Linked DNA regions of Homo sapiens: region 2 is linked to region 1. A link is an interaction called in ENCODE POLR2A ChIA-PET data of the cell type or tissue named here. Cell type or tissue: Panc1. All regions are shown on one strand. Each heading gives the region's core, and the rest is flanking DNA. Links, peaks and the distances in the headings are about the cores only. Region 1 holds the start of GSDMA (gasdermin A). Region 2 overlaps WIPF2 (WAS/WASL interacting protein family member 2).

Region 1 (10,020 bases), core at 1-2,500:
TTTGGTACATCCACATCTCCCTCCACTCGGGTGTCCAGCATATTCTTAAAGCCAAAATTCCCAGTGTCTGTTGGGTCTGCAGGAGGGAAAAGACAAAAGGGGCTGGGCTGGCTGGGTGCAGTAACTCATGCCTGTAATCCCAGCATTTTGGGAGGCCAAGGTGGAAGGATTGCTTGAGCCCAGGAGTTTGAAACCAGCCTGGGCAACAAAGCAAGAACCCATCTCTACAAAAACAAACAAGTAAATAAATAAAAGAGGCTGAGCTGAGAGGTATCCCCCCGACCACCAGCCTCCTCAGCTCCTGATGATGACTTTGGGCTAGATGACATCTAATCACCTCTGGCCAGAGGGAGCTTTGAGGTCCTCCTTGCAGGCCAGGTGCCCAGCCCCTGTCCCTCAGTATCCCTCAGTTCCCAGCCCCGCTTGAGGCTGACCTGAAGGTGAGCTGCCGGGCTCAAGCACATCCAGCAGCGTGTAGTCGGTGCGGACGTACCGGGCCCCCCAGAAGAGCGTGCTCTTCCTCTTCCTCAGCACCAGGCAGAAGGGATGGAAGCGCTTGAAGTCGATGAGGCTGTCAAGTGGTGTCAGGTCCCCTCGAGGGTTTAGCTGTCTGGCCAGGGCCCGGGTGACATTTTCAAACATGGTCATTGTCTCTGTGGAGGTGGGGAGACAGGAGAGTGTCAAGGTGGCTGCCAAGGCTGCCAAGGAGCCCGGGATATAGGCTGGGCCCCTGCAGAGAGAGTTTACCCGGCTCTGAGGCAGGAGGAGCTCTTAGAGATGCCTGGATTGTCTCATGTCACAGCTGGAAAGAATCAAGGGAGTCTGCATTTTATGATGAGGAACCTAGGGCTGGAGAGTTGAAAGAGTTGCCCCAAAGTCCCACAGATGGCCAGCAAAGCCACACCTCCCTTTTCTTTGTCAAGGGCATTTTTCTCACTCCACGCTCATTTTCTTCACTGCCACGGAGCCCAGCTGGAGCACTTCTTTTCTTTCTTTTCTTTTTCTTTCTTTCTTTCTTTCTTTATTTATTTCTCTTTCTTTCTTTCTTTCCTTCCTTCCTTCCTTCTTTCTTTCTCTCCCTCCCTCCCTTTCTTCCTTCCTTCCTTCTTTCTTTCTTTCCTCTTTCTTTCTTCCCCCTCTCCCTTCCTTCCTTCCTTCCCTTCCTTCCTTCCCTCCACCTCGCCTTTCCTTGCTTTGCTTTCTTCTCTTTTCTTCCGAGACAGGGTCTTACTCTGTTGCCCAGGTTGGAGTGCAGTGGCGTGATCACAGCTCACTGCAGCCTTGACCGCCAAGGCTTAATTGATCCTCCCACTTCAGCCTCCTGAGTAGCTGGGACTGCAGTCATGCACTTGGCTAATTTTTAAATTTTTTTTGTAGAGACAGAGTCTCACTATGTTTCCCAGGCTGGTCTCAAACTCCTGGCTCAAGTGATCCTCCCACCTCAGCCTCCCGAAGTGCTGGGATTACAGGTGTGAGCCACTGCGCCTGGTCTAGAGCATTTATTTAGCAATGGAAGTAAAGCTTTCTCTCACACCAGAGACTAGCAATAGCCAGAGTCGGAGGACACCAGGGGAGGGAAGGAGATGCTGCTGGCAACAAGAGCCTGGGTGGCCAAGCTGTTCACCTGCCCCAGTTGCCCTTTCCATGTGTGGGTTACACTTCCCTGCACCCTGTCCTTCCCTCATGCGTGCCACAGGTATGAGTACACCCACTCCCCTCTCACAGCCCCTGGGGGATGCCTGGATCCAGACTTTTTTTTTTCTTTTTGAGATGGAGTCTTACTCTGTTGCCCAGGGTGGAGTGCAGTGGTGCCATCTCGGCTCCCTGCAGTCTCCACCTCTCAGATTCAAGCGATTCTCCTGCCTCAGCCTCCCGAGTAGCTGGGACTGCAGGTGTGTGCCACCACGCCTGGCTAATTTTTGTATTTTTAATGGAGACAGGGTTTCACCATGTTGGTCAGGCTGGTCTCGAACTCCTGACCTCAAATGATCCGCCCTCCTTGACCTCCCAAAGTACTGTGATTACAGGTGTGAGCCTCTGTGCCCAGCCAGGATCCAGGCATTTTGATGCTCTTCACCTTTGCCCCCTCTGCTTACAATACCCGCTTCCGGATCTGAAGACTCCCTAGTCCTCCGCTAATGCTCAATTCAGGTCACCTCCTGGAACCTCTTCCCTCAGTCCTCCAGGCAGCTGGTGACTGTATCTGTGTTTCCAAAGCGCTCTTCTGATGCACCTTCCTTTGTTATGATCTGTTCACCTGACCCTATCAGCAACTCGTCTGTGACTTCCCAGAGGGCAGGAAATGGGTCTTAGTCACCTCTGCAGCAGCAAGTACCACACCTGGCACAGAGTTCGAGCTTGGCAAATGTGTGTGGAAAGAACCAATGAATGTGGCCCTGAGAGATGTGCGCTAGGATGAGAGGGCCCTGGAGAATGTGGGGCCCATGGGAACCTGAGAGGCAACATTTTTTTTTTCTTTTTGAGATGGAGTTTCATTCTTGTTGCCCAGGCTGGAGTGCAATGGCATGATCTCGGCTCACTGCAACCTCCATCTCCTGGGTTCAAGTGATTCTCCTGCCTCAGTCTCCCAGGTAGCTGGGATTACAGGCGCCTGCCACCATGCCCAGCTAATTTTTGTGTTTTTAGTAGAGACGGTGTTTCACCATGTTGGCCAGGCTGGTCTTGAACTCCTGACCTCAGGTGATCCGCCCATCTCACCCTCCCAAAGTGCTGGGATTACAGGTGTGAGCCACCGCACCTGACCTGAGGGTCAACATCTTAAGTCTCTGTCTTTGAAGTTTGAGTCCAGGTGCTCTGGCTGGGTGGCCGATCGGCACACCCCAGTTATCCCCGTGGGTGGAAGAGGCCACACCAGCTGGCTTGGAAGCATCCCACATCCACCACAGGCACTTCACAGCAGCAGGGGGGGCAGGAAGCACGGCACAGATGCGTGGGGCTGTTCTGCCAGCTTCAAGGTGCTTTTTTTTTTTCACCCTCATTCCTGGGAGGGCCAGGATGGGGCAGGACAACCTCCTGGTGCTACCTGGGTGCACCTGGGAAGGGCTTGGGCAACAGCAGCCTCCTCTTCACCAGAGAGATGTCCACAGGCCTGCCTCTCCCTTCCCTCCCCAAGGCCTATCGGGATACTTATCCCACTGGACTCTAGGGGAGTTCCATTCCCTTCTTGGTCCACCCATCTTCCTGTGTCCTCAGAGCACCCCTGCCTTCCCTGCTGTCATCAAGTTCTTACCTGGGAGCGGGGCTGGGTCCTATCCAGCAGCTGGGTCTGGGGTGAGGGCCTAGGGCTCACTGGGTCTGTAGGTTGAGAGGATGACCATCCCTTGCCAGGACAGGCTGCTTTATGCAGGGACAGAGGCTTCCGGGGACCCCGCCTGCCCTAGTGACCCCACCCCCCTCCCACTCCACTTCCTGGAGAACAACATCAACCTGTTCCACGTGTGCCCTGGCCTCCTGAGGGCTGAGGGGGTGGATAGGGAGCTGCCAGGCAGGTGCCAGCGTGGGTGGGGGTAGCCAAGGCTGATAGAGAGGTGGCAGCTGGAGGTTGGCTTGTGGATTGAGAGGAGAGGAAGGCAGGTGCCTTTGGGAGGGGTGCAGAGGGAGGCAGTGGGAGTGTGTGTGTGTGTGTGTGTGTGTGTGTGACCAGGGATGGCATCTCTGTTCTGTCATCATCACCGTCATTGGGGAGCATCTCGGATTCATGGTGGGGGTCTGCGGGTGTCCTGGGATAGGGATTCCTGTATGTCCACACATTCCAGTAGAGAGCAGAGCATCTGCAGTGCCGCCCTCCATCCTGGGCTTGTCAGCCTGTGTGTATTGCTGCCTTACTCCATTTGTTTTAGCTACATAGACATAACTCTGATACCGCTAGAAGCAGATGTCTGAGTAGGCAGAGATGGAGTTAGACCAAATGGGTTTGTGTTGTTTAGTGTTCAGCGTCTCTGCTTCTCACAGAATATTGTATACACACATCAGCATATCCGTAGGCAGGGGCACGGCGATATTCATGGAAAAGCCCAGGAGGCTTGTCGTGGGCTTTCAGATGTTGCACCAGAGGTCACTCAGGTCCTCCTCTTAGCTTAAATCTCTGCCTAGAAGGAATTTTAAAGGAATTTCAAATGTTGCCTACATGGTCACATTGCTAGAGGACAGAATAAGGGACTTACAAGCAAGGCCCTTACAGTGTTGGGCCATGTGGCCATGCATATGTGCAGGTATAACCTGACACAGCAGAGCCTTCCTGCTCCCACCTTGAGGCTCTTCTTAGTACCACTCATGGAAAAAGAAACGCAACCCTGAATGCTGTGAAGAGTAAATTCCATCTTTTTTTTTTTTGAGAAGGAGTCTCGCTCTGTCCTCCAGGCTGGAGTGCAGCGGTGCAATCTCAGCTCACTGCAACTTCCACCTCCCGGGTTCAAACAGTTCTCTGCCTCAGCCTCCCGAGTAGCTGGGATTACAGGCATGCACCACCATGCCTGGCTAGTTTTGTATTTTTATTAGAGACGGGGTTTCGCCATGTTGGCCAGGAGGGTCTTGATCTCCTGACCTCATGATCCGCCCGCCTCGGCCTCCCAAAGTGCTGGGATTACAGGATGAGCCACTGCGCCCGGCCAATTCCATCTTTACTGAACGTTTCCTTGAGGGGCTGATGGTGAATGAGACTAGACCATTCCACACTTAGGAAAACTCCCTAAAATAGTCATTACTCCACTTGTGTCCCCAAAGTCTCATTCAATATGACAGATGCTCCCAAATATCTCTTCTCTATGTCTTGAAACAGAACAAAGCCAAGCCTTGCCTCTGCCTCTCTGGTCCCTGCTCACTCTCTTTTTCTTTACATACTTTCCCATCCACCCTACACCTTTTTGAGACGGGGCCTCGCTCTGTCACCCAGGCTGGAGCGCAGTGGCTTGATCATGGCTCACTGCAGCCACCCAATACTTCATCCTCCTTCCACAGCTCCAGCCATTCCAGCAATCAAATGTCCCTTCTCCTTAGGAGAGGCAGAGGTGGGGGCTTGAGTGTGTGGGAAGGTTGTCGTTAGGCTGGGTGCGGTGGTTCACGGCTGTAATTCCAGCACTTTGGGAGGCAGAAGTGGGTGGATCACCTGAGGTCAGGAGTTCGAGACCAGCCTGGCCAACATGAGGGAAACACCATCTCTACCAAAACTGCAAAAATTAGCTGGGCGTGGTGGCAGGTGCCTGTAATCCCAGCTACTTGGGAGGCTGAGGCAGGAGAATCACTTGAACCCGGGAGGTGGAGGTTGCAGTGAGCCGAGATCGTGCCACTGCATGCCAGGCTGGGCGACAGAGCAAGACTCCGATTCAAAAAAAAAAAAAAGAAAAAGAAAAAAAAGGTTGTCGTTAGTCATCTGGTCCCTATCACAAGCACATATTTACATAGAAACCTGCTGTGTGTGTTATAGTCCTTTCATCTCTGTCTGTTTTCCTGGATTTCCACCTCTTCCTCCTTGTATCTCTCAGCCACTACACTGACGTGATGCCTGCATTTCAGCATATAGTCCTGAGGCTGTGCAGTCTCCTTATGCCTTAATCAGCTCCAGGGAAGATAGTCCCACTCCCACCCTCTCACCAGCCTAGCATTGCCTCGGTCAGACTTTTGGGAGTTTCTTCCCAGTGACTACCCTTCTCCCACTGGCTGCAGGCCAAGGTTCCTAGTTTAGTGGATTCTGCAAAGATCTGGAGAACAGTGGCATCTAAAAGCCACACGTGGCTCTGCTCTCCCCAAGGACCTGCAAAGCCCATCTAGTCAGCTTTCTCTCCTCTGACCGGGAAGTCTTGCTTCTCTCATTTCTCCCGCCTTCAGTCTGATCTCAGAGCACTCTGCCGGGCCTGTCCTCACACTCCTGGTGTCGTCCCGACCCTGCCTGCACCACATTGTCCCATTCCCTCAGACTGCCTACTGGTATTCCAAGCAGGGGGCTTGGTGAGTTCAAGGCAGGGAGGAGATATATGGGCTTGTGGGGTCAGCCAGGTTGAAGTTCTTGTGCTTTTGGAATGAAAATATCCACATTTAGGCTTGTCTTGGTGGTGCTCCTTCCTCCCATCCAGGGTGCCCTGCCTCTTTTTCTTTCTTTTCTTTTTTTTTTTTTTGAGATGGAGCCTCACTCTGTCTCCCAGGCTGGAGGGCAGTGGTGTAATCTCGGCTCACTGCAACCTCCGCCTCCTGGGTTCAAGCAATTCTCCTACCTCAGCCTCCCGAGTAGCTGGGTTACAAGCACATGCCACCGCTCCCAACTAATTTTTGTATTTTTAGTAAAGACGGGGTTTCAACCCTGTTCGCCAGGCTGGTCTCGAACTCCTGACCTCAGGTGATCCACCCACCTCGGCCTCTGAAGGTGCTGGGATTACAAGCGTGAGCTACCGTGCCCAGCTGCGTCTTTTTCTTTTCTTTCTTTCTTTCTGTTTTTTTTTTTTTTTGAGACAGGTTCTCACTCTGTTGCCCAGGCTGGAGTGCAGTGGTGCAGTCATGGCTCACTGCAGCCTTGACTTCCTGGGCTAAAGGGATTCTCTCATCTCAGTGCCCGCTCCCTGCTCCCAGTACCTGGAACTATAGGCATGTGTCACCACACCTGGCTTTTTTTTTTTTTTTTTTGAGATGGAGTCTTGCTCTTATCGCCCAGGCTGGAGTGCAATGGCACAATATTGGCTCACTGCAACCTCCGCCTCCCGGGTTCAAGCGATTCTCCTACCTCAGCCTCCAAAATAGCTGGGATTACAGGCACGCACCACCACGCTTGGCTAATTTTTTGTATTTTTAGTAAAGACGGGGTTTCACCATGTTAGCCAGGATGGTCTCGATCTCCTGACCTCGTGATCTGCCCGCCTCGGCCTCCCAAAGTGCTAGGATTACAGGCTTGAGCCACTGCGCCCGGCCATGCCTGGCTCACTTTTTAATTTTTTGTAGAGAAGGGAGTCTCCCTATGTTGCTCAGGCTGATCTTGAACTCCTAGGCTCAAGCAGTCCTCCTGCCTCGGTCTCCCAAAGTGCTGGGGTTACAGGCGTGAGCCACTGCGCCCGGCCTGGGGCAGAATTTAAATTGTACTGGCGGATATTTAAGTTAGACTGCCTTGTAAGGACGCTTCAGGTCAATTAAAAGAGACAATAAGGAAGCAGGACCTGGTCATGCGGTGAGTGCTGCTCAGGCAGGCGGTAAACTTTGCTCTCTACCTCCCTCTGGTGGTCAATTAAGGTAGTGATGGACAATGATCACCTCTGATTTAGAGACCAAGCTTGTGACTATGTAGGGTTGTTAGGAGACAGGGATCAGGAGAGAGAATTGATTTAGGAGAGGAAGCCCCAGGCACCTGCCCCGTGGGACCATTGCTGTCTCTCTGACCCATAGAGTGCACTGCAGACAGACACAGTCATTGGGACAGGGCATTATTTCCTTACTCATTTTCCCTTTTGTTATTGTTTTTGTTGTTGTTTTTTGAGACCGAGCCTCACACTATTGCTGGCTGGAGTGCAGTGGCACAATCTCGGTTCACTGCAACCTCCGCCTCCCAGGTTCAAGTGATTCTCCTGCCTCAGCCTCCCGAGTACCTGGGACTACAGGTGCGCACCACCACACCGGGCTATTTTTTGTGTTTTTAGTAGAGGCAAAGTTTCACCACATTGGCCAGGCTGGTCTCGAACTCCTGGCCTCAAGTGATACACCCACCTTGGCCTCCCAAATTGCTGGGATTACAGGTGTGATCCACTGTGCCTGGCCTCCTTTTTATTATTGTTGATTTCCCCCTCAGCATGGGGTCAGAGAAAACAGAGAAAAGTAGATTATGGGCGTTCATGGAAGTCACAAACTCTGGCCAGAATGGGAAGAAGCTGGCACCCTGCGAGTTGGGAGGGCAAGGAGAATGTTGTAGGATTTGGAGCCTACTTGAAGGGTGCAGGATAACTGGAGCATTTGCAAGAAGTGATCCCTCACATGAACATATTCCCAGACCTGCCCTGAACAAAAGGAGGTGGAATGGTAATGGTTAGGGATGAAGACAGGCTGGGCTGGGGCATGACTGCCTGGTGGAGGCGCAGGAATAATGCTTCCTAGGGATGCTGTGTTTTATCTCTCATATGGGAGGTTGGATGTTTGGGGGTGCAGATCATAGATTGTGAGCTATACTTCCATAAATTCTCCTTTCTGAACAGAGTAAAGCTCCCATACTCTTTCCTTATTCTCTAAAAAGCTTTAATGTTTCTTCCCAAATTCCCAAATCAGCTTTGGAGTCCAAGACCTCCCCAGACTCTGGCTGAACAGACATCAGTGTTCAGCTCTAAGTGTGTCAAACTCAGCATCCAGCTTCAAGGTGTCAGCCCTCACTGCCCCCACCCCTCCACTGCCAATCCCCCTACCCATCAGCCCTGTCTGGGCAAGGAGGCCACTGCCAGCCTCCAGCCCAAACCCAGAGAACTCTCTTCTGTCAGGTGATCCTCCCAGCAACCCACCTCTTCCTGAGCCCCTGCTGATGCACGGGAGCATGTGTTGGAGCTTTTCTGTATTTTTTTTTCTTTTTCTTTCTTTTTTTTTTGAGATTGAGTTTCGCTCTTGTTGTTCAGGCTGGAGTGCCAATCTTGGCTCACTGCAAACTCCGCCCCCCGGGTTCAAGCGATTCTCCTGCCTCAGCCTCCCGAGTAGCTGGGATTGCAGATGCGCGACACCACACCCGAATAATTGTTGCATTTTCAGTATAGATGGGGTTTCACCATGTTGGCCAGGCTGGTCTCGAACTCCTGACCTCAGGTGATCCACCCACCTCGGCCTTCCAAAGTGCTGGGATTATAGGCATGAGCCACCGCGCCCGGCCACTATTCTGTATTTTCACCAGCTCCCCTAGGCTTGTCCTCAAGCCCCATCCTGCCTTCCCTAGCCATGGGCGGGCAGGGCTGGGGATCCCTGATGAATAAAATATCTGGAGAGCCAAGTGTTGTTGGCCAGCACCCGAAAGATGGAGAGGCTGGCTTACAGGACACAGAGCAGTGTCAAGGCATTTGGCTCCCAGGTGTAAGGAGGATCTGTCTCCTTGGTCTCCTTATATGTCAAGGCCACAGAGTCCCATCAGGGCCTGACCACTTTCAGCTCCTCACCTCAGAACCCCCTGAGCAGCTCAAAGTAAAGACAGAAGGGCTCCATCTCTCCCTGAAAGAAATTCTAGTCCAGGATGGTTTCCATCTGCACAGTGGAGAAAAAGCATCACAGGATGCTTTGCATTTAGGGAGCCACCAACTTCAGAAGTGGTCTGCAGTAAAATTGTATTTTATTATCTGTCTGTCTGTCTGTCTGTCTGTCTGTCTATTTTTGAGACAGAGTCTTCCTCTATCGCCCAGGCTGGAGTGCAGTGGCACGATCTCGGCTCACTGCAGCCTCTGCCTCCCAGGTTCAAGCAAGTCTCCTGACTCAGCCCCACAAGTAGCTGTATGTACAGGAACATACCACCATGCCCAGCTAATTTTTGTATTTTTAGTAGAGATGGGGTTTCACCAGGTTGGCCAGATGGGTCTCGAACTCCTGACCTCAGGTGATCTGTCTGCCTTGGCCTCCCTAAGTGCTGGGATTACAGGTGTGAGCCACCATGCCTGGCCTGCAGTAAAATTTTAAATTTTAATTTTCAGTAAAAATTTAAATTTCAGCCCCTGTCGCTGTTCTGCAGTGAGCAGATATCTGCAAACCTACCCCCAAAGGCCAAGGGAATCGAAAGGCCAAAGAAGGAGACTGACAGGCCAGACGTGGTAGCTCACGCCTGTAATTCCAGCACTTTGGGAGGCCGAGGCGGGCGGATTATTTGAGGTCAGGAGTTTGAGACCAGCCTGGCCAGCATAGTGAACTCCCATCTCTACTAAAAATACAAAAATTAGCTGGGCGTGGTGGCAGACGCCTGTAATCCCAGCTATTTGGGAGGCTGAGGTAGGAGAATCGCTTGAACCCAGGAGGCGGAGTTGCAGTGAGCCGAGATCACGCCATTGTACTCCAGCCTGGGGGACAACAGCG
Region 2 (10,020 bases), core at 2,554-5,053, 290 kb before region 1:
ACATGCCTGTAATCCCAGCTACTCGGGAGGCTGAGGCAGGAGAATCGCTTGAACCTGGGAGGCAGAGGTTGTTGGGGTGAGCAGATGTCGCACCACTGCACTCCAGCCTGGGCAACAAGAGAGAAACTCTGTCTCAAAAAAAAAAAAATTTAAAGATGGGTGCTCCCTGTATTGTGCAGGCTTGTCTCCAACTCCTGGCCTCAAGCAATCATCTCACTTCAGCCTCACAGCTGGGATTACAGGTGTGAGCCACCATGCCTGGCTGGCCCATATTTTTAATTGGGTTGTTTTTGCTTTTTTATTGTTGAGTTTTAAGAGCTCTTTGTATATTCTGGATAACAGTCCTTTAATAGATATGTCTTCTGCAAGTATTTTTTCCCAGTCTGAGGCTTATCTTCTCATTTTCTTGATTTTTATAACCTCTTAAAAATGTAAAAATCAGGCCGGGCACAGTGGCTCAAGCCTGTAATCCTAGCACTTTGGGAGGCCGAGGAAGGCAGGTGAATCACCTGAGGTCAGGAGTTCGAGACCAGCCTGACCAATATGTGAAACCCCATGTCTACTGAAAATGCAAAAATTAGCTGGGCGTGATGACATGTGCCTGTAGTCCCAGCTACTCGGGAGGCTCAGACAGGAGAACTGCTTGAATCCGGGAGGTGGAGGTGCAGTGAGCCAAGAAAGTGCTACTGCCCTCTAGCCTGGGCAACAGAGCGAAACTCTGTCTCAAAAAAAAAAAGGAAAAATCATTCTTAGTTTATGGGCCATACAAAAACAGGCTGTAGACCAGATCTGACTTATGGGCCACAGTTTACCAACATCTGGTATAGTCACATCCCTGGAATCTGACAGCCATTTATCAGATCACCAAACACTTAAAACTCAAAAACTATATAGTTGCCCCTCTATTATAGTCTGCAAGTAATCCTCATTTTACAGATCAGACTAAAACCAGAACTCAAGAACAATAACTACCCCCACAAAGCCATTTTAAGGAAATCCCATTTTTTGACCCCCTCCCCCCAAAAAATGGAAGCCAAAATAACATGGCCACCATGAGTACAACTTACAGATGACAAGAAAGGTTCAAGATGGTAACCAACCTCACCAATCAATCCATGGAAGAACTGCTTCTAAGCAAGGTTATTAATAAGATTAGGAGGCCAGGCATGGTGGCTCATGCCTGTAATCCCAACACTTTGGGAGATGGAGAAAGGAAGACGGCTTGAGCCCAGGAGTTCAAGACCAGTCTGGACAACATGGTGAAATCCCATCTCTACCAAAAATACAAAAATTAGCCCGGCATGGTTGTGCACACCTGTAATCCCAGTTACTTGGAAGGCTCAGGCAGCCGAGTTGCTTGAACCCGGGAGGCGGAGGTTGCAGTAAGCCCAGAACGCACCACTGCACTCCAACCTGGATGACAGAGTGAGACTCTGTCTCAAAAAAAAAAAAAAATCAAACCAGCATGGCAGCCCACTGGGAAGGCCTGGTTCTGAACTCCTTACATGGGTGACCAAAACCTCTCTGTCAATAATGCAGTAATTTAATACTTCTCTCAATGCTCTGGGAATGATGAAAGGAAAGGGAAATTTTTCCAACAGTTCTATAAAACCAAAAACCACTGCAGGAGAGTAGAATTTGATCAGAAATGAGACAGTAAAAGTCTTCAAAATCCCAACTCCTGCCAGTGTGATGCCACTATAGGCTGGCTGCCCAACAGAGCTATTTCCTCTAACCACAAAAAAATGGACAGTCCTCAGGCTAAGTGGTTCCTGTGGGGAATGGTGTCTGTACTCACTTCAAGAAATAAGCCGATAAATTCCCTCCAAGGGAAATACCTTTTTATTTCTGCTTTCAAAACCAAGGGCAGTCTTTCTTTGCCAGGCGTTTAACATACGAGGCTTTAAAAATTGATCGAAACAGTAAATCATAAGCAGAACATCTATCACCAGGTGGGGGAAAGGAATTTAAAATAAAGAAAACACAAGAAGTAGAAAAACCAACAAACAAAACCTTTCTTTTCTTTGCATCCCCTGGGTTTACTGTGACCATTCCATTCCAAAGTGCCCACAGCATTAGCAAAGAAAGCTAGTAGGAAACAAAGGGGAAAATAGGCCGGGCGCGGTGGCTCACGCCTGTAATCCCAGCACTTTGGGAGGCCAAGGCGGGCAGATCATGAGGTCAGGAGATGGAGACCATCCTGGCTAACACAGTGAAACCCTGTCTCTACTAAAAATACAAAAAATTAGCTGGGTGTGGTGGCAGACACCTGTAGTCCCAGCTACTTGGGAGCCTGAGGCAGGAGAATGGCGTGAACCTGGGAGACGGAGCTTGCAGTAAGCCGAGATCACACCACTGCACTCCAGCCTGGGTGACAGAGTGAGACTCCATCTCAAAAAAAAAAAAAAAGTCCAGGCGCGGTGGCTAATGCCTGTAATCTTAGCACTCTGGGAGGCTGAGGCGGGCAGATCACCTGAGGCCAGGAGTTCGAGACCAGCCTGACCAACATGGAAGAAACCCCATCTCTACTAAAAATACAAAATTAGCCAGGCATGGTGGCACATGGGATTACAATCCCAGCTACTAGGGAGGCTGAGGCAGGAGAATCGCTTGAACCTGGAAGGCGGAGGTTGTGGTGAGCCGAGATCGCGCCATTGTACTCCAGCCTGGGCAACAAGAGCGAAACTCCATCTCAAAAAAAAAAACCAAACAAACCAGGGAAAATAACAGTTGATTCAGAAACAAACATTTTCAACTAATTCCAGTCACCAGAGGTCCTGCCTTTTTGAGGAGGTTTCTAGTTTTTTTTTTTTTTGAGACAGAGTCTCTGTTGCCTAGGCTGGAGTACAGTAACATCATCTCGGCTCGCTGCAACCTCTTCCTCCCAGGTTCAAGCGATTCTCCTGCCTCAACCTCCCAAACAGCTGGGACTACAGGCGCATGCCACCACACCCAGCTAATTTCTGTATTTTTAGTAGAGACGGGGTTTCACCAAGTTAGCCAGGCTGGTCTCAAACTCCTGACCTCAAATGATCCTCACGCCTCGGCCACCCAAAGTGCTGGGATTACAGGGGTGAGCCACCATGCCCGGCCTGGGTTTCTAGTTCTATCAGCCATTGGCCATTGCCATAATTGAAAGGATCTCCTAGAATGACCCAAAAAAGACTCAGACAAGTCCTTTACTCTTTCCATGTCCATAGGTGATCCAATCTCCGTGCTACAAGGTGAATAATGACCTAAAAGGAACAGCCTTATGCCTGTCAGTGTGCTCCACTTATTTAAGCAAAGCAGGAATTCTCTAGCATAGCAATTTTTTTTAAGCAATATATTACACAGTTAAAGATGCCTTCCTAAAATAGACTCAATTCAAACTCTAATTGAAAAACAGATTCATCAGTGGCGCTTGCCTATAATTGCAGCTATTCAGGGGGCCAAGAAGGGAGGATCACTTGAGCCTTTGTTTTTGGATCCAGCCTAGGCAACACAGCAAGACCCCTTAAAAAATTAAGTACATAAAAAAAGTTAAATCAAAGAAACACCATCTATATCAAGTGACTGACTTTAGTGTTGACTACCAACAGTGGCTCTCAAGCTTTCTTCTGGCTCCACAGGGATTGTATGCATGACACACTCCTATCAATGACATTTATTACATAATGATGTATTATCCTTCCCATTTTATGGTGAGGACACTGAAGTCCCAGGAGTGGGAGTGCCTACATGTACATGAGAAAAACTGACTCATCAAAGGGCAACTGCCCAAGATCACTCAGGAATAAAGTGCAGAGTTAGGCCTCATATCCAGGTCTCCTGACTTCTTCCTTTTCACTAATCACTATGGAGAAAACAAACAAAAAACTCCCCTGGAAATTAGTGTGGTTTAGCAATTTTCTATTTTTCCCCAAATGAAATTTAACTCATTCCAAATTTCTTAGTTATAGAATACAAACAGTTCTCTATATGTTTCCAAGAACAGCCCCATTTAGGTGAATTCAAATTAAAACAACTTTCCTTTCCCTGAAAAACTCCCAAAAGAAGCTTTTTGTTTACATCAAATTAGGACTGAGACTTATAATCGCTAATCCAATGCAGAGGGTCTGCTTTGAGAACTACTTTGAGTTAAAAAAAAAAAAAAATGAACCAAAACAATTCATAACATTTGACAACAGAAAGACAAATTTCACTAACCAACTGTGATTAATCAAAGGACAAATTTGAGCCTTCTGGAAGCACTGTCTATTGCAATACTAAGAATCTAATAGGCTGGACGCAGTGGCTCACGCCTGTAATCCCAGCACTTTGGGAGGCCGAGGAGGGCGGATCACAAGGTCAGGAGATTGAGACCATCCTGGCTAACACAGTGAAACCCCGTCTCTACTAAGAAACATAAAAAATTAGCTGGGCGTGGTGGCGGGCGCCTGTAGTCCCAGCTACTCGGGAGGCTGAGGCAGGAGAATAGCATGAACCCAGGAGGCGGAGCTGGCAGTGAGCCGAGATTGCGCCACTGCACTCCAGCCTAGGTGACAAAGCGAGACTCAAAAAAAAAAAAAAAAAAAAAAAGAATCTAATAGCTAACGTGTACTGGCACCATCATAGCTCACTGTAACCTCAAACTCCTGGGCTCCAGTGATCCTTCTGCCTCAGCCTCCCGAGAAGATAGGACTACAAGTGAGCACCACCACGTGCAGCTAAGAATCTAATGGTCTTGAGGTTAAACCTGAGATTAAATTTAGAAAAGAACAAGAAGGTTCTCTACAGAATTTTAAGTATTTCCTTTCTGATCTATTAAATTAGAACTACAAACCTCACCATCTGTGCTCTTCAGAGACCTTGACTTTCAGAAACATCTTGAGGCTGCCTCAAGTTCGGAAACACAGTAATTCTCATTCCTTTCTTAAGCCCTTCCATCTTAAAAACCAAGATAAAGGCCGGGTGTGGTGGCTCACGCCTGGAATCCCAGCACTTTGGGAGGCCGAGGTGGGCGGATCACAAGGTCAGGAGATAGAGACCATCTTGTCCAACACGGTGAAACCCTGTCTCTACTAAAAAAAAAAAAAAAATACAAAAATACAAAAAATTAGCCGGGCATGGCAGCGGGCACCTGTAGTCCCAGCTACTCAGAAGGCTGAGGCAGAAGAATGGCGTGAACCCGGGAGGCAGAGCTTGCAGTGAGCCGAGAATGCGCCACTGCACGCCAGCTTGGGTTGACAGAGCGAGACTTTGTCTCAAAAAAAAAAAAAAAAAAAAAAAAAAAACATGATAAAATTCGCTTTGCACATCCTCAGGAGTCAATATCTTAAAAATAAACACCAGAGAGTATTATTTAAAATCTTCCTGATGTCCGGTCCAGCAGGGTGGCTCAGGCCTGTAATCCCAGCACTCTGGGGGGCTGAGGCGGGCAGATCACAAGGTCAGGAGATCGAGACCAGCCTGGGCAACATGGTGAAACCCTGTCTCTAGTAAAAATACAAAAAATTAGCCAGGCATGGTGGCAGGTGCCTGTAGTCCCAGCTACTCCAGAGGCTGAGGCAGGAGAATTGCTTGAACCCGGGAGGCGGAGGTTGCAGTTAGCCAAGGTCACGTCACCGCACTCCAGCCCAGGTGACAGTGCGAGACTCCATCTCAAAAAAAAAAAAAAATCTTCCTGATGTCAAATTCATCACAGAATTCAGAAATAAGTCTTGATAAAACTCAAGTAATGCACTTTTAAAAACTGCTTCCTGGCAGGGTGCGGTGGCTCACACCTGTAATCCCAGCACTTTGGGAGGCCGAGGCAGGCAGATCACCTGAGGTCAGGAGTTCAAGACCAGCCTGACCAACATGGAGTAACCCTGTCTCTACCAAACATACAAAATTAGCCGGGCATGGTGGTGCATGCCTGTAATCCCAGCTACTCGGGAGGCTGAGGCAGGAGAACCGCTTGAACCCAGGAGGCAGACAGAGGTTGCAGTGAGCCAAGATTGCGCCATTGCACTCTAGCCTGGGCAACAAGAGCGAAGAGCCATCTCAAAAAAAAAAAAAACTGCTTCCTTCTATCCATCTTTAAAAAGACAAAGCCTATTTTTCTATTCAATTTCCTAATGTTTCACTCCAAATATTCCTACATTTTAAAAACAGGAGACTTCCTTAGTACAAAGACACCAACTACTACCCTTTACACGTGATAAATGAAGAATCCAGTTTAGTTCTTGCTTTTCTCGTACACTTAAAATTATCTAAGAGGTATCCTAGTTACCACTACAATCTGGGGCCTTTATTCAAATGGCATTCTGCTGCTCTAAAACTCAGGTTTCAATTGCAAGTTATTTTAAAAAGACACGAAAATCAAGAAAAATTCTAAATCTTAATGCTATCTTCTATTTTCATGCCTCAGGTAACAGTACTTTCCTTTGATCTCAGTTTTGACTACAAAGTAAATTACAGTTTTTGTATCAAAGCACTGAACAAAATCCCAAAAGGGAAAAAAACTGACCTTAAAAAAACAGGCCACCTCCCTCACTCAGCAAAATCTTAAGGTCCCAGTCCTTCCTTACAAGAATCAGTCATATGAATAGGAATCTGAGATATCAAAAAGAAAATCATCTTTATTTCTTCAATATATGTTTAATTACTTAATATCCTAATAAACCATTTCTCAATACAAAGAAACAGAGATAGGTAAAACAAATTTCAGGATCCTCTCTGAAAAAACCACAACAGCTTTGACTACTCTATCTCCCAGATAATCTAAGGAGAAGACAGTTGTGTCTTCAAAAGAAAAAGATTCCAGACACTCCTCCCTAATGGAATTCTTCTGATCCCATAGTTCAAATCAAATGAAATCTCTCTAACAGCATCAGAGATGAAACATAAATGTTTGGTAGAAAGAGAGTCAGGCAGGGCATTATGGCTCAAGCCTGCAATCCCAGCACTTTGAGAGACTGAGGCAGAAGGATCGAATGTGCTTAGAGACCAGCCTGGGTAACAAAGTGAGACCTTGTCTCTATTTAATAAGAAATATTTTTTAGGCCAGGCACAGTGGCTGACGCCTATAATCCCAGCACTTTGGGAGGCCGAGGCGGACGGATCTCTTGAAGTCAGGAGTTTGAGACCAGCCTGGCCAACATGGTGGAACCCCCATCTCTACTAAAATTATAAAAAAAATTAGCCAGGCACGGTGGCGGGTGCTTATAATCCCAGCTATTTGGGAGGCTGAAGTGCGAGAATCACTTGAACCTGGGAGGCAGAAGTTGCAGTGAGCCAAGATTGTGCAACAGCACTCCAGCCTGGGCAACAGAGAGTCTCAAAAAAAAAAAAAAAAAAAAAAAAAAAGAAATAACTTTTAAATTTTTATTAAAAAAAAAAACTGATGTATCAGCTTTTCACAACCTTTCAATACAACAACCAACCCCAAGAACATTCACATCAAACAAAAAGTTCAAAATGACCAAGTCCACTTTGTATATTTTTCAACCAGGTTTCAGACAAAAATAGAATTAACAGCAAGAAACCAAAGACAATTGCAACAAATGAAAATAAGTAAAAATTGAATGGGTAGGTTTTGTTAAAACTGGATTCTAAATTCGACAGCAATTTCACCCATTCTGATAAGTATTTAACAATTACTAACTTAACCCTATGGTGGCCCATTAGTATCAATTTAAACATTATCCTGAGGCTGGGTGCACTGGCTCAGCCTATAATCCCAGCATTTGAGAGGCCAAGGGGGGTGGACTGCTTGAGGTCAGGAGTTTGAGACCAGCCTGGTCAAGTTGGTGAAACCCCATCTCTACTAAAAATACAAAAATTAGCCAGGCATGGTGGCAAACGCCTGTAACTCCAGCTACTCGGGAGGCTGAGGCACGAGAATCACTTGAACCCAGGAGGTGGAGGCTGCAGTGAGCTGAGATTGCACCACTGCACTCCAGCCTGGGTGAAGGAGTAAGACTCTGTCTCAAAAAAAGTAAAAAAAAAAAAGGCCAGGCGCGTTGGCTCACGCCCGTAATCCCAGCACTTTGGGAGGCCGAGGCAGGTGGATCACTTGAGGTCAGGAGTTCGAGACTAGCCTGGCCAACATGGTGAAACCCCATCCCTACTAAAAATACAAAAATTAGCCAGGCTTGGTGGCACGCACCTGTAATCCTAGCTACCTTGGGAGGCTGAAGCAGGAGAATCGCTTGAACCCGGGAGCTGGAGGTTGCAGTGAGCTGAGATTGTGCCACTGCACTCTAGCCTGGGCAACAGAGCAAGATCCTGTCTCAAAAAAAAAAAAAAAAAAAAAAAAAAAACCCTGAAATAAGAATTAAATTTTCGAGGAACATTTCATACACCTATGTCCATTTTAACAAGCGAGTTGTTTTTGTGTTTTTGTTTGTTTGTTTTGAGACGGAGTATCGCACTGTCACCCAGGTTGGAGTGCAATGGCACGATCTCGGCTCACTGCAACCTCCTCCACCTCCCAGGTTCATGCAATTCTCCTGCCTCAGCCTTCCAAGTAGCTGGGATTATAGGCGCACACCACCACACCCGGCTAATTTCTTGTATTTTTAGTAGAGACGGGGTTTCACTATGTTGGCCAGACTGGACTCGAACTACTGATGTCGTGATCCGCCCACCTCGGCCTCCCAAAGTCTGGGATTACAGGCATGAGTCGCCACGCCCGGCCAACAAATGAGTTCTTAAGCACAGACAGTACCATATCTTTCTAGGGTTCTCTCTCATTATTCTACAGCATACCGTAGCTGCTCAGCAGTCACTTGCTGAATTGAACAAAAGTAAATATAAGAGTAGCACAGGCCTAGCCAGGCGCAGTGGCTCACACCTGTAATCCCAGCACTTTGGGAGGCTAAGGCAGGCGGATCATTTGAGGTCAGGAGTTCAAGACCAACCTGGCCAACATAGTGAAACCATCTCTACTAAAAATACAAAAATTGGTTGGGCGTGGTGTCAGGTGCCTGTTATCCTGGCTACTTGGGAGGCTTGAGGCAGGAGAATCGTTGAACCCAGGAGGTGGAGGTTGCAGTGAGCCGAGACTGTGCCATTGCACTCCAGCCTAGGCAACAAGAATGAAAATCAGTCTCAAAAAAAAAAAAAAAAAAATGAGCAGCACAGGCAGGGCACGGTGGCTCACGCCTGTAATCCCAGCACTTTGGGAGGCCGAGGCAGACAGATCACTTAAGGTCTGGAGTTCGAGACCAGCCTGGCCAACGTGGTGAAACCCCATCTCTACTAAAACACAAAAATTAGCTGGGTGTGGTGGTGCGCGCCTGTAATCCCAGCTACTCTGGAGGCTGAGGCAGGAGAATCGCTTGAACCCGGGAGGAAGGTGTTGCAGTGAGCCGAGATCACGCCACTGCACTCCAGCCTGGGCAACAGTGAGACTCAGGAAAAAAAAAAAAAAAAGAGTAGCATTGTCTAAAAGAGCAAGCAAGTCTGGGTGGAGGAAAATGCAGCAAGGAATGGATCAACATGCCAGAAACAGAAAACAGACAGAAGAATGGAGATATCTATGAAAAGAGGAAAGAAAGAAACACAAGGCTATACGTGTTGTTCAATGCTCCAAAAAATTTTAATATGCTGAATGCACTCATGCATCCATCATCCAATTAAGTATCCACAACTTAACCACTTAATAAATATTGAAGCACCCACTGAGTGCCAAAGTATTTTTCTAGAACAATGGCTCTCAACCAGGAGGGATTTTGTTCCCCAGAGTCATTGACAATGTCATTGACATATTTGTCACAACTAGGGTAGGGAGTGCTGCTGGCATCTAGTGAATAGAAAACAAGGATGCTGCTCAACATCCTCCAACGCATAAGACAGCCGCCCACAACAAAGAATTATCTGGTCAGGACAGGTGCAGTGGCTCACACCTGTAATCCCAACACTTTGGGAGGCCGAGGCGGGTAGATCACTTGAGGTCAGGAGTTCAAGACCAACCTGGCCAACATGGTGAAACCCTGTCTCTACTAAAAATATAAAAGTCAGCCAAGCATGGTGGCGGGCGCCTGTAATCCCAGCTACTCAGGAGGCTGAGGC

Evidence for each region. Peaks named below come from ENCODE experiments on the same cell type or tissue, not always from the same donor. Only the 100,000 strongest peaks of a DNase experiment are listed, where the experiment ranks them.
Region 2: POLR2A ChIA-PET joins it to region 1 with 11 read pairs; 2 of 35 experiments call an interaction of 5 or more read pairs at or near these places.

What each region holds. Positions count from the first base shown.
Region 1 is chr17:39,956,316-39,966,335 of GRCh38, reverse strand. It overlaps GSDMA (gasdermin A), which reads right to left and starts at 3,332. Exons shown (of 12, transcript NM_178171.5): 1 at 3,251-3,332; 2 at 435-653; 3 at 1-76. The coding sequence starts at 648. In Panc1, for the core only: no CTCF peak of the experiment used is centred there; no DNase peak of the experiment used is centred there.
Region 2 is chr17:40,245,455-40,255,474 of GRCh38, reverse strand. All of the region lies in intron 1 of WIPF2 (WAS/WASL interacting protein family member 2), which reads right to left. Among named protein-coding and RNA genes, the nearest start is that of WIPF2, 31 kb to the right of the region's middle. In Panc1, for the core only: no CTCF peak of the experiment used is centred there; a DNase peak (open chromatin) is centred at 3,694.